2 separate regions of the Homo sapiens genome follow, and region 1 is linked to region 2. Evidence: read pairs that join two places in POLR2A ChIA-PET (ENCODE). Cell type or tissue: GM12878. All regions are shown on one strand. Each heading gives the region's core, and the rest is flanking DNA. Links, peaks and the distances in the headings are about the cores only.

Region 1 (5,943 bases), core at 347-5,346, 360 kb before region 2:
TTTTGCTGTACTCTAGCTGATATATTATGTCAGGAGAGATGCCAAACTGGATAAAAGAATGTATGGTGTCATTTGACAGTCTTCCTCTTTGATACAGCAAGATGAAACAAGCATATAATGCCACAGAAAGAGCTCTTCCAGCATTATTCTTTCTCAGACTGAGATGCACTTTCAGGTGAGGTGTTGTCTTCCCCCACAGTGCTGCAGCGAATATTAGTGCTTACTCAGTTGGTTCCCGCTGAGTGATTGGAGTCAGGAGATGGGAGGGTTGTACCTGTGACTGCTGAGTATTGCCTGCAGAATGGGCTCAGAACGCATAGTTCAGGAATTTCAGGAGAAGACGATGGTCCTTAATCCAAGGCTGGGGGTTGTTTGCACGCTGCTGTGCTGCCCTGTGGTGCACCCCTGCCTGGAGCTCCAACAGACAAGTTGACTTCTGGTGACTGTTTCTCCTTCACTTCTTAGTCCCCCTCCTCCAGCTTTTTGACATTCACCACATACATATATTATTGTCATATGATCTGTTCTTCTATATCAGTTCTTCATTTTCTACTTTAATTCCTCCTTAACTATTGTACTGATTTTTGATTGACTTACCCAGTGCCTTTTCATGGACCTCTCTTCCCACCCCCAAAATTGGTTATCTTTGGGACCTTGAAATAAATTTGTCTCTAAATTATGAATAATTGGTGTACTTAACTAACTTATGCATAATATGAATTTTATTGTGACTTACCTGTCATACTCTAATAGCCTCAGCTTCTATTTATTGCTAAAGTTTGTGTTTCTGGCTGTAAAATATTACTTATTTCACATATATCAGGGGCTTTTTATATGATTTTTTTCTTCTCTTTTTGCTCACCTGGGGAGTTCCTTCCCCTTTCCATAAACTGTGGTCCCTGCATGGCTGTGCCCCATCCCTCCTCATCTGGCTTGTCCTGCCCACATCGCCCTGCAGGGTTCTATGGCCTGGATGAGTCTGACCTCGACAAGGTCTTCCACTTGCCCACCACCACTTTCATCGGGGGACAGGAATCAGCACTTCCTCTGCGGGAGATCATCCGTCGGCTGGAGGTAAGAGCAGTTTCTGGAAAAATCTAATGGACTTCTTAAGAACTTGTATTGGCAGGATGGCTTTGAGACTAGTTTTATTTTTTTTCTTTGTCCTATCTTTCTATTTTATTTTTTCTCTGAGACAGAGTTACTGTCACCCAGGCTAGAATGCAGTGACACAGTTTGGCTCACTGCAGCCTTGACCTCCCAGTCTCAAACCATCCTCCCACCCCAACCTCTTGTATCTGGGACTACTGGTACACACCACCATGCCCAGCTAATTTTTTTTTAATTTTTTATTGTAGAGATGAGGTGTTGCTGTGTTCCTCAGGCTGGTCTCAAATGCCTGGGCTCAAGTCATCCTCCTACCTCGGCCTCTCGAAGTGCTGGGATTACAAACATGAACCTGTCTGTCTTTTTAAAAATTGTAAGGGAAGGAGGACTTTTGTGGCTATTGTTGCCATTTTATAGATAGAAACCAGTGGTTTTGTGATCAGCCATAGAGAGGGGAAGTAAATTCTGCTTTCAGATCCCACTAGGAGTTTATTACAGATGGAAGGAGAGTCACTTCAACCCTGAGGGACAGGCCTCAAGTCAGGGGTGGCTTCGTGCACAGCTCAGTGTCAGGGCTGCTGAGTGGTGGCCACTCTTCTTTCCTCTCTCCCTCTGTTCCTCTCATCCTTGTGTTTTGTTTCATTTTTTTCCTTCTCTCTGGACTCTGTTAGTACTAAGCCTGCCAGGAAATTCTTTCATTCACACACATTATAGACAGTGGCTAAGAGTTGTGGCTCTGCTGTTAGGCTACCTGTGTCTAGTTCTTCCATCCTGGGCAAGTCATAGCCTCCCTCAGTATAAGGGTGACTTCTATGCCCATTGCAGAGGGGAGAATGGATTTGATGAGAGGTGCATGCCAAGAGTTGGCTATTACTGTTACTTAATGCTGTTCCTGGTATTCAGAGCTAAAGGATCGAGGTTAAAATAAACTGAGGAAATACCCTGGAATGGGGACCCTCAGAATTGAGTATATATATCAGCTGGGGTCCTGCCTATCATGCAGAGTCTGAATCCTGACGTCCCTAACTAACCCAGGTTGAACCACACTGGCCATCAGGGCTCTCTGAGGCTGTTCCTCTCATGGCTGGACATTAGAACCACCTGGAGAGCTTACAGAACTGATATCCAGGCCACAGCCCAGGTCCCCTAAATCAGAAGCCCTCTAGCACCCCAGGGATTAATGCTTGCTGCCGCAAGTGAATTTTAATTTAAAACTCTCTTGTCAGTGTTTCCAGTTGGCTGCACAGTGGCTTAAAAAGATCTGAGTGTCCAGGCCAGGCACAGTGTCTCACGCCTATAGTCCCAGCACTTTGGGAGGCCGAGACAGGTGGATCATAAGGTCGGGAGTTCAAGACCAGCCTGGCCAAGATCGTGAAACGCCATCTCTATTAAAAATACAAAAATTAGCGGGGTGTGATGGTGGGCTCCTGTAATCCCAGCTACATGGGAGGCTGACGCAGATAATTGCTTGAACCTGGGAGCGGGAGGTTGCAGTGAGCGAAGATCGCGCCACTGCACTCCAGCCTGGGCAACAGAGCAAGACTCCATCTCAAAAACAAACAAAAAAAAACTGAGTGTCCAGTGCTGGCATTTTCTGTAGTTTGTGATGAGCATCCTGAAGTATTGTCAGCATCTCAGCTTGGAGCTGCTTCACCGCCTGCCTTCCTCACTTGTTGAGGAGAAAGGGGTAGAAACCAGAACTATGTGCCAGCATCAGAAGCTTGTGGCCAGTGGGATGTATTGGGCACCAGGGGGGAGTGATAAGGATTAATCCAAGAAGAATGAACCTTTGGGTCCTTCCTGTCACCTTTATCTGCACCCACATCACCACACTGACTATAGTTTCTAGTTCTGCCTACTAGCCACATGTTACTATTGAGCACTTGAAATGTACAAAATATTTGAATGACTTTTTAAATGTTGAAAAGATAATGTTTGATACATCGGGTCAAATAAAATAGGAAAATTTCATGTGGGTCTACTAGAAAAACAAATTACATATGTGGCTTACATAATGTTTCTGTTGAATGTTGCTGATCTGTGAAGTTCTTGTGTTGCCTGGACCCCCCACAAATGGCACCCCATATAGCTTCTCCAAGTGGCCCTACCCCCAAGTTATTTCACTGCTCATGTGTTCCACCCAGTTCCTTCAGTGTATTTTCTGTTACAACAGCCATCTGGTGATACCAGCCTGTGCTGAGAGCAGACTCAGCACTAGTACCTTTTACCTCAGAGGAGTCCCCTGTGGGGAGCCCGGCAGCTTTTTTTTTTTTTTTTTTTTTTTTTGAGACAGGGTCTCACTCTGTCACCCAGGCTGGAGGGCAGTGGCACAATCATGGCCCACTGCAGCCTCAACCTCTGGGATTAACCAATCCCCCTACTTCAGCCTCCTGAGTAGCTGGGACTATAGGAGCACACCACCATGCCTGGCTAATTTTTGTATTTTTTATAGAGATGAGATCTCACCACGTTGCCCAGGCTGATCTTGAACTCCTGGAGTCAAGTGATCCTCTTGCCTTCGTCTCCCAAAATGCTGGGATTACAGGCATGAGCCACTGCTCCTGGCCCCAGCAGCTCATCCTTAAACATGCTCTCACATTGGAAAGCTCCCATGGAGTCACTGTCTCCATAGCACGTCACAGTGTCACCTCTCAGGGGCCTGTTCAGGACCTTCCTTCCCAGAGAGCATAGGCATTGATGTCCCTATGGCTAACTTCCTATCTGAATCTTGAATCCCAGGTAATTTCGATTTCATCATATGAAGGGGGTGGAGGGCCTGAAGCACATTGAAGGGCTGCCTCCCTTTCAGTCCAGTTGATGCCAGAGCCTTGGAGTTGGCTCTTGTTGTCTGAGATGGTTGGACCTGTACCCAGGAGTCTAAGGCTGTATGCGCTCCTGGCCCCAGAGCAGCCCCAACTTAGAAGACTCCATTTTCACAACAGTTTACAGACATTTGCATAAAGTTCTCATTGCCCTGCCTGATGGTGATGCTTTACTTACATTTAATGTGTGTGTATGTTAGATTGGTGATATAATCAGACAGATCTTAAGCTATTGATCACGTGATGTGGTGGTCAATTTGTACCTTTTTCAAAAATTAGAGGAAATTCAACTTATTGGCTTCCTAAAAATTGTCTCATTAGAGGGAAAAACAAAGAATCAGCCCCTGAATCTTGCTGCCCTTTTCTCCTGGAGACAGGGCCAAGAACAGGAAAAACACAGCATGATCTAGTGGCCCGGTAACTACATCTCCAAGTTAATTGTTAAAGTAATGCTGATGTTGGAGAGATACTGATTTCTAGAGTTTTTAACCCAATAGTTTCTTCTGTTCAATAATGGAAATTCTGCCACCGTCAGGTGTAAAAGGGAGAGAGGAAAGGCATGGGCAGAGCCTGGGTAGCACAGTTCTGCCAGCTCTGTAATTGGAAACAGCAGTAGTGATGAAGGGAAGAGTCCTTCCCTCACAGCACCCCTCACCAGTGGGTCATTTGGGGTCGTGATGATGAAGAAGGGACAGATAGCCAGTTACTGGGTTTGCAACTCAGGCATGGACCCCATCCAAAGAGGGTAGGTCCTCTTTGAAGGTTCTCATTAACAGCCACTCTGGGGCTGGCCATGTCTTCTTGAATGGGTTTCTGCAGAAATGTAGTTTCTTCTGCTGGTCAGTACCTTGGGCACTATGGATCCCCAAGTGTCTGTAAAGTTGAGATGGTACAGTGGACTGATGTTGACTCTGAAATTAGGGATTAGGGGGCCAACTACACCCTCTTCTTGTATTTTTTGTGCATCTAATTTAGAAGTTCATAGTTTTATCTTAGATGTGATTAGAAAATATGGTTTGTGGGGCTGGGCGTGGTGGCTCAAGCCTGTAATCCCAGCACTTTGGGAGGCCAAGGCGGGCGAATCACGAGGTCAGGAGATCGAGACCATCCTAGCTAACACAGTGAAACCCCGTCTCTACTAAAAATAGAAGAAAATTAGCTGGGCGTGGTGGCGGGCACCTGTAGTCCCAACTACTCGGGAGGCTGAGCCAGGAGAATGGCATGAACCCGGGAGGCAGAGCTTGCAATGAGCCGAGATCGTGCTACTGCACTCCAGCCTGGGCAACAGAGCAAGACTCCATCTCAAAAAAAAAAAAAAAAAAGAAAAGAAAAAAAAGAAAATATGGTTTGGGGTTGTCTTAGTCCATTTTGTATTGCTATAAAGTATAAAGGAATATCTGAGGTTGGATAATTTATAATGAAAAAGGGGTTATTTGGCTCACAATCTAATTGGGCATCTGCATTTGGTGAGGGCCTCAGGCTGCTTCCACTCCTAGTGGAAGGCAGAGGGGAGCCTGCTTGTGCAGAGATCACATGGTGGGAGGGGAAGCAAGAGAGAGTGTGGGGAGGTGCCAGGCTCTTTTTAGCAACCAGCTCTCTCAAGAACTAATAGAGCAAGAACCCACTCACCTCTGAGCAAGGGCATTAATCTATTCATGAGGGATCCACCCTCACAAACAAAACATCTCCCATGTGGCCCCACTTCCAACATTGGGGATCAAATTTCATCAGGAGGTTTGTGGGGGAACAAACGGGTTAATAAAAATATCTTAAATAGCCGGGCGCGGTGGCTCACGCCTGTAATTCCAGCACTTTGTGAGGCCGAGGCGGGCGGATCACGAGGTCAGGAGATCGAGACCATCCTGGCTAACACGGTGAAACCCCGTCTCTACTAAAAATACAACAAAAAAAATTAGCCGGGCGTGGTGGCATGCACCTATAGTCCCAGCTACTCGGGAGGCTGAGGCAGGAGAATCGCTTGAACCCGGGAGGCGGAGGTTGCAGTGAGCTGGGA
Region 2 (5,943 bases), core at 632-5,631:
TATTTCCCTCGTTCCTTCCAGACAGGGTCTCACTCTGTTTCCTAGGCTGGGTGCAGTGGTGTGATCACAACTCACTGCAGCCTCAACCTCCCAAGCTCAAGTGATCCTCCCACCTCAGCCTCCTGAGTGCCTGGAACTACAGGCTAATTTTTAATATTTTTTAGAGACAGGTCTCGCTATGTTGTCCAGGCTGGTCTTGAACTCCTGGCCTCAAGCGATCCTCTTGCTTTGGCCTCCCAAAGTGTTGGAATTACAGGTGTGAGCCACTGTGCCTGCCCTCAATTTATTTTATTTATTTTTTTCTTGAGACGGAGTCTCACTCTGTCACCCAGGCTGGAGTGCAGTGGCGTGATCTTGGCTTACTGCAACTGCTACCTCCCAGGTTCAAGCAATTCTCCTGCCTCAGCCTCCCGAGTAGCTGGGACTACAGGTGTGCACCACCATGCCCGGCTAATTTTTGTATTTTTAGTAGAGACGGGGTTTCACCATGTTGGCCAGGGTGGTCTTGAACATCTGACCTCAGGTGATCCACCTGCCTTAGCCTCCCAAAGTGGTGTGATTACAGGCGTGAGTCATTGCACCTGGCCTCGATTTATTTTTTAACTAGAACTTTCCTTTAAATTTATTTTCTTTCTTTTTTTAGATTTAAAGAGAACAGGGCCTTGCCCAGGTGCAGTGGCTTACACCTGTAATCCCAGCACTTTGGGAGGCCGAGGTGGGTAGATCACTTGAGGTCAGGAGTTTGAGACCAGCCTGGCCAACATGGTGAAACCCCATCTCTATAAAAATACAAAAATTAGCCAGGTGTGGTGGTGCACACCTGTAATCCCAGATACTCGGGAGGCTGAGGCAGGAGAATCGCTTGAGCCCGGGAGGTGGAGGTTGCAGTGAGCCGAGATCACACCACTGTACTCCAGCCTGGGCTGTATAGTGAGACTCCAGGTCAAAAAAAAAAAAAAAAAAAAGAGGGCCTTGCTTAGTCACTTAGGCTGGAGTGCAGCGGGCAGTCATAGCCCACTGCAGCTTTGAGCTCCTGGGTTCAAGTGATTCTCTCCCCCCAGTCTTTCAGGTAGCTAGGACTACAGACGTATGCCACCACGCTCAGCTTTTTTCTTTTTAATTAATAATTATTATTTGTTTTGAGATGGTCTTGCTCTGTCACCCAGGCTGGAGTGCAGTGGTGTGATCACAGCTCACTGCAGCCTTGACTTCCTAGGCTCAAGTGATCCTCCCACTTCAGCCTCCCAAGTAGCTGTGACTACAGGTGTGTGCCACCATGTCCTGCTAATTTTTATGTTCTAATTTTTGTATTTTTTTTAAAAGATGAGGTCTCACCCTGTTGCCCAGGCTGGTCTTGAAGTCCTGACTCTAGTGATCCTCCCATCTTGGCCTCCCAAAGTGTTGGGATTACAGGTGTGAGCCACTGCGCCCAGCCATCAGCTTAAATTTTGTGTTCAAAAGCAACTTCTTTTCCAAAAATCTGAGGTGGCTTCTTGTTCAGTTTTGTATCTGGAATAGCAGAGAGCTCTTCCCCAGCACCGGCTGTCCCTCCTACCACCCCCTGCAGCTGAGAGCTGAGCAAACATTACCTCTGAAAAGCCCCATCATCCTCAGCGAGAACAGCAGCTACCCTGCATTCCGTGCTGAATGGGTAGGAGTGGCAGAGGGAGGCTGCAGCAGATGTGCAAAGATGCATTTCTTTACTTAATAGTGTTAATATTCCACTTTCTAGGAAGGCTTACCCATCAATTAAAATTATTTGAGACATTAAAAAAAGAAACTTAGGGTAGCTGCTATTGAAGACTAAGGACTAGGGCCAGAGAGACGCCTGCCTCCAAGTAGTCCACAGAATCTGCTTGTTAAAATGTTCGTGATTTGGAGGCCCAGGTAGAAGGGGCAGGTTCCTCTGAAGCGCCTTGGCATGCCCTATCTTTGGCGTTCCGGGGTCGCCCTCCTCTGCTAGTCTGTGAGCAGTCAGAAGGTTGTATCTCCTGTTCATTCCTCTCCTTGTCTCTTGCTGCTCAGAACAGCAGCTTTAAGAACAGGGTGGCTGAGCCCTAAGTGTACCTTTGGAGCATCCTGTGTGTCTTCAGCATTGATTGACTGTTTTTACTGTGGATTTAATTTCAGTTACTTTACTCTGGTCTTACTACTTCGGCTTGACTGTGACATCGTTGAGGGCAGGGGCTGTGTCACCTCTAACCAAAGGGCCTCCCCAGATGCCTAGCCTGGTCCAAGCGTTCCATCAAGAGTCAGTACCAGCGTTTATTGCTGTCCAGTCTGTGCAAGCTCCATGCTGGCTGCTGGGTAAGAGCCAAGGGCAGCCAGGCCTAATGGCTCATGCCTGTAATTCCAGCACTTTGGGAGGCTGAGGCTGGTGGATCACCTGAGGCTGGGAGTTTGAGACCAGCCTGGCCAACATGTTGAAACCCCATCTCTACTAAAAATACTAAAATTAGCCAGGCATGGTGGTGGGTGCCTGTAATCCCAGCTACTCCAGAGGCTGAGGCAGGAGAATTGCTTGAACCGGGGAGGCAGAAGTTAAGTGAACCAAGATTATGCCATTGCACTCCATCCAGCCTTGGTGACAAGAGCAAAACTCCGTCTCAAAAAAAAAAAAAAAAAAAAAAAAAAAGAGCAAAGGCCAGAGGAGGAAAGAGCTGAGCTCGATGTAGGGAAGAATTGATGTGATGCTTGGGCAATAAGAGGCATCTACAGATGGCCGTCCTGGTTTCCTTGCCCTGCAAGAGTTCCTACTATTTCTCACTGCCTAACTGCAGAGGGTCTCTCTTTAGGGGTGGGATTGTAGGACGGGGGAGCGCCAGAGTCCTTCCCAGTGCAGACTGTAATTCTGTGTGGAGACTATAATTTTATGACCTGTACATCAACATTAAAATAACAGTGTAGGTTGCATGTGGTTTGTGGGACCTGTTGATTTGGTGTGGGCTTCTTGGTTAGAGGTTGATCTTGGCAAATCTCCTGTCTCAGAGTTGGTTTCCTGTTGCTCCCATAGGTAGATTAGTAACTAGTTTGGCTAACAGGCAGCTTTCAGAAGAGCCAACAAATGGAGCCAGGCTGCTTGCCCACACTGTCAGATTCAGAGCTCAGTCACTGTCCATGACACAGCTAGTTATCATTTAGGAGGAATGAGCTTTGGGGGCTAGCAGGCAGAAATGGTTTAGGGACAGCCATTTTCCTGTGGCTGATGTGAGATTATCCATGTCTGTGGAGATGCAAGCTTCCGAAAAGCTGGGCTCATGGGCCAAATGCCTCTGTATTTCCATAACCTCCAGGCCAGGGTCTTGCACATCATAGGGCCTGGGAGAATAAGTGAGTGGTCAAGCATACACATTTGAAAAGTAATTCATGTGCCATCTGTCACTTGAGAGTGCCAGAAGAGAGGAAATCACAGGCAAGCAAAGCCTGGTGTGTTTTTAGTGAGGCTAGAGAAACATGATTTTTTGCATGGCTAAAATTGCATCACTAAATTTTGAGGGCCGTTTTTAACTTACAGTTTACCATGATTTCTTGGCTGACAAATCATAGGTGACCATTTCTCACCATTCTCCCATGAGAACCCCGCACTGCAAACTACCTGTCATGTCCAAACTTGTCCTGGGGCTCAAAGCTTGTCAGGGATTAAGGAGAATGAAGCCCGAAAGTGCCTTAGGGACATCCTGTCTTCACTGCTGTCATAGAGCCAGGGCCTGGGCAGCACAAGGCCACATGCTTTCTGAGCCCAGGCCAGTCCCAGCAAGCTCTTATGGAAGCACTTTTTTTTTTTTTTGTTTTGAGACGGAGTCTCTCTCTTGTTGCCCAGGCTGGAGTGCAATGGTGTGATCTCAGCTCACTGCAACCTCTGCCTCCCGGATTCAAGCGATTCTCCTTTCTCAGCCTCCTGAGTAGCTGGGATTACAGGCATCTGCCACTACACCCAGCTAATTTTTGGTATTTTAAGTAGTGACGGGGTTTCACCATCTTGGCCAGGCTGGTCTCAAACTCTTGACCTCAAGTGATTTGCCAGTCTTGGCCTCCCAAAGTGCTGGGATTATAAGCATGTGCCACCATGCCTGGCCTTTTTTTTTTTTTTTTTTTTTTTGAGATGGAGTTTCACTCTTGTTGGCCAGGCTGGGGTGCAATAGCACAATCTCGGCTCACTGCAACCTCCGCTTCCCCGGTTCAAGCAATTCTCCTGCCTCAGCCTCCCAAGTAGCTGGGATTACAGGCGCCCGCCACCACACCCAGCTAATTTTTGTTATTTTTAGTAGAGACGGAGTTTCACCATCTTGGCCAGGCTGGTCTCTTAACTCCTGACCTCAAGTGATCTGCCTGCCTCACCCTCCCAAAGTGCTGGGATTACAGGTGTGAGCCACTGCACCCAGCTTCTGGAAGCATTTTTAAAAAGTTTTTATTTTTCTTGAGACAAGGTCTCACTCTGTTGCCCAGGCTGGAGTGCAATGGCATGATCACAGCTTACCGCAGCCTTGACCTACCGGGCTCAAGCAACCTCCTGCCTCAGCCTCCCAAGTAGCTGGTACTACATGCGTGAACCACCACACCTGGCTAATTTTTGTAGTTTTTGTAGAGATGGGGTCCCACCAGGTTGCCGGGCTGGTCTTGAATCCCTGAGCTCAACAATCTACCCACCTCGGCCTCCCAAAAGTGTTGGGATTATAGGCGTGAGCCGCTGCACCCAGCCTGGGAGCACTTTCTGTCCCCTCTGTGGTTCGTCTTAGAGCGGATCATCTTGTAAGGATGTTGGTGATCTTAATTTTTTATGCTTTTATATTTTGCCTCAGTTTAAGTGTAATCAGCAGGAAGCAGAAAATATATTCATCATTTTCAAAAAATATTTAAAAATTCAAATATTAAAAAAATACAGAGAAAAGTTAACAAAGCTACTGTATACATCATCTGGCTCCAACTGTTACCAACTCTGAGGACCTTTAGTCATCCTTACTCCATGCTCTCCCCTACCACCGGATGTACTGAGCAGCAGAGAATGGGACCTGGGAGGGGGCCTATTCCAGGTCAAAGGGGAGAGACTACTCCTGGTCAACGGGGAACTACTCTGGGTCTATGAGAGGACTAGTTCAGGTAGATGAGGGACTACTCCAGGTCAATGGGGAACCACTCTGGGTCAAGGGAAGACTATTCCAGGTCGGGCAAGGGGAGCTATTCCAGGTGAAGAAGGCGGATGCAGGGGTGGGTCCAGTCAGCCCAAGTGAGAGAGGAAGCATTTTAGCAGATTATAGGGCTTTAAGCCTGGGTCACAGGTGTGTCACCTGTTGGGGGCACGAATGAAGAGCTTAGGCTGTGATGCTGGTCCAACTTTATTATAGTCTGTGGTAGTGATGAGTAGGAGACAGTCTGATTATATACATATATACATATATATATATATGTATAGACAGCAGTGGAAGAAGAGATAAATTTTAACTTATTGTCAAGGTAAATACAGTCATAAAATTAACTGGTATATATTTTGCTTGTTCACAACATATCAGACGTGCTCAGAACTTTATGTAGATTATTGTATTGATTGCCTGTGGCACTTCTCTAAGGATTGTTAGCCTGTTGTGCAGATGGTGAGAGCTCATCCAACCAGTTTGCTTAGTAAGTGGTGCAGCCCAATGCATGCCGGAGCAGAGATCATGCCTAGGACCTGAGGAACATCTATCTTTACTGGTAGAAGAAAGAGAGCTGGCAAAGGGTGCGTGAGATGCAGGAAACACAGGGGACAGAGTGACAGAGGCGTGGTGGCAGCGTTAGTGCACTTCTCTGGAAGCAAGACTTTCTGTTGTGTTTTTTGTTTTCGTTTTTATTGAAAGAGCTTCCTGATTCCATGTCTGTTTTAGTGGGTGAATGGAATAAAAACCCAGCTATGAAAGGGTGAAATAAATAAAGGTAAGAAGGAAGCTGAGGAGCAGAAAGCTCAGCCTT

The links. ChIA-PET counts read pairs that join two places held together with the same protein. Peaks named below come from ENCODE experiments on the same cell type or tissue, not always from the same donor. Only the 100,000 strongest peaks of a DNase experiment are listed, where the experiment ranks them.
Region 1: POLR2A ChIA-PET joins it to region 2 with 6 read pairs; 2 of 35 experiments call an interaction of 5 or more read pairs at or near these places.

What each region holds. Positions count from the first base shown.
Region 1 is chr7:44,665,778-44,671,720 of GRCh38, forward strand. It overlaps OGDH (oxoglutarate dehydrogenase), which reads left to right. Exons shown (of 23, transcript NM_002541.4): 5 at 959-1,074. Among named protein-coding and RNA genes, the nearest start is that of OGDH, 62 kb to the left of the region's middle. In GM12878, for the core only: no CTCF peak of the experiment used is centred there; no DNase peak of the experiment used is centred there.
Region 2 is chr7:45,030,437-45,036,379 of GRCh38, forward strand. All of the region lies in intron 1 of CCM2 (CCM2 scaffold protein), which reads left to right. Among named protein-coding and RNA genes, the nearest start is that of CCM2, 33 kb to the left of the region's middle. In GM12878, for the core only: no CTCF peak of the experiment used is centred there; a DNase peak (open chromatin) is centred at 2,992; H3K4me3 peaks cover 657 bases; H3K27ac peaks cover 1,255 bases.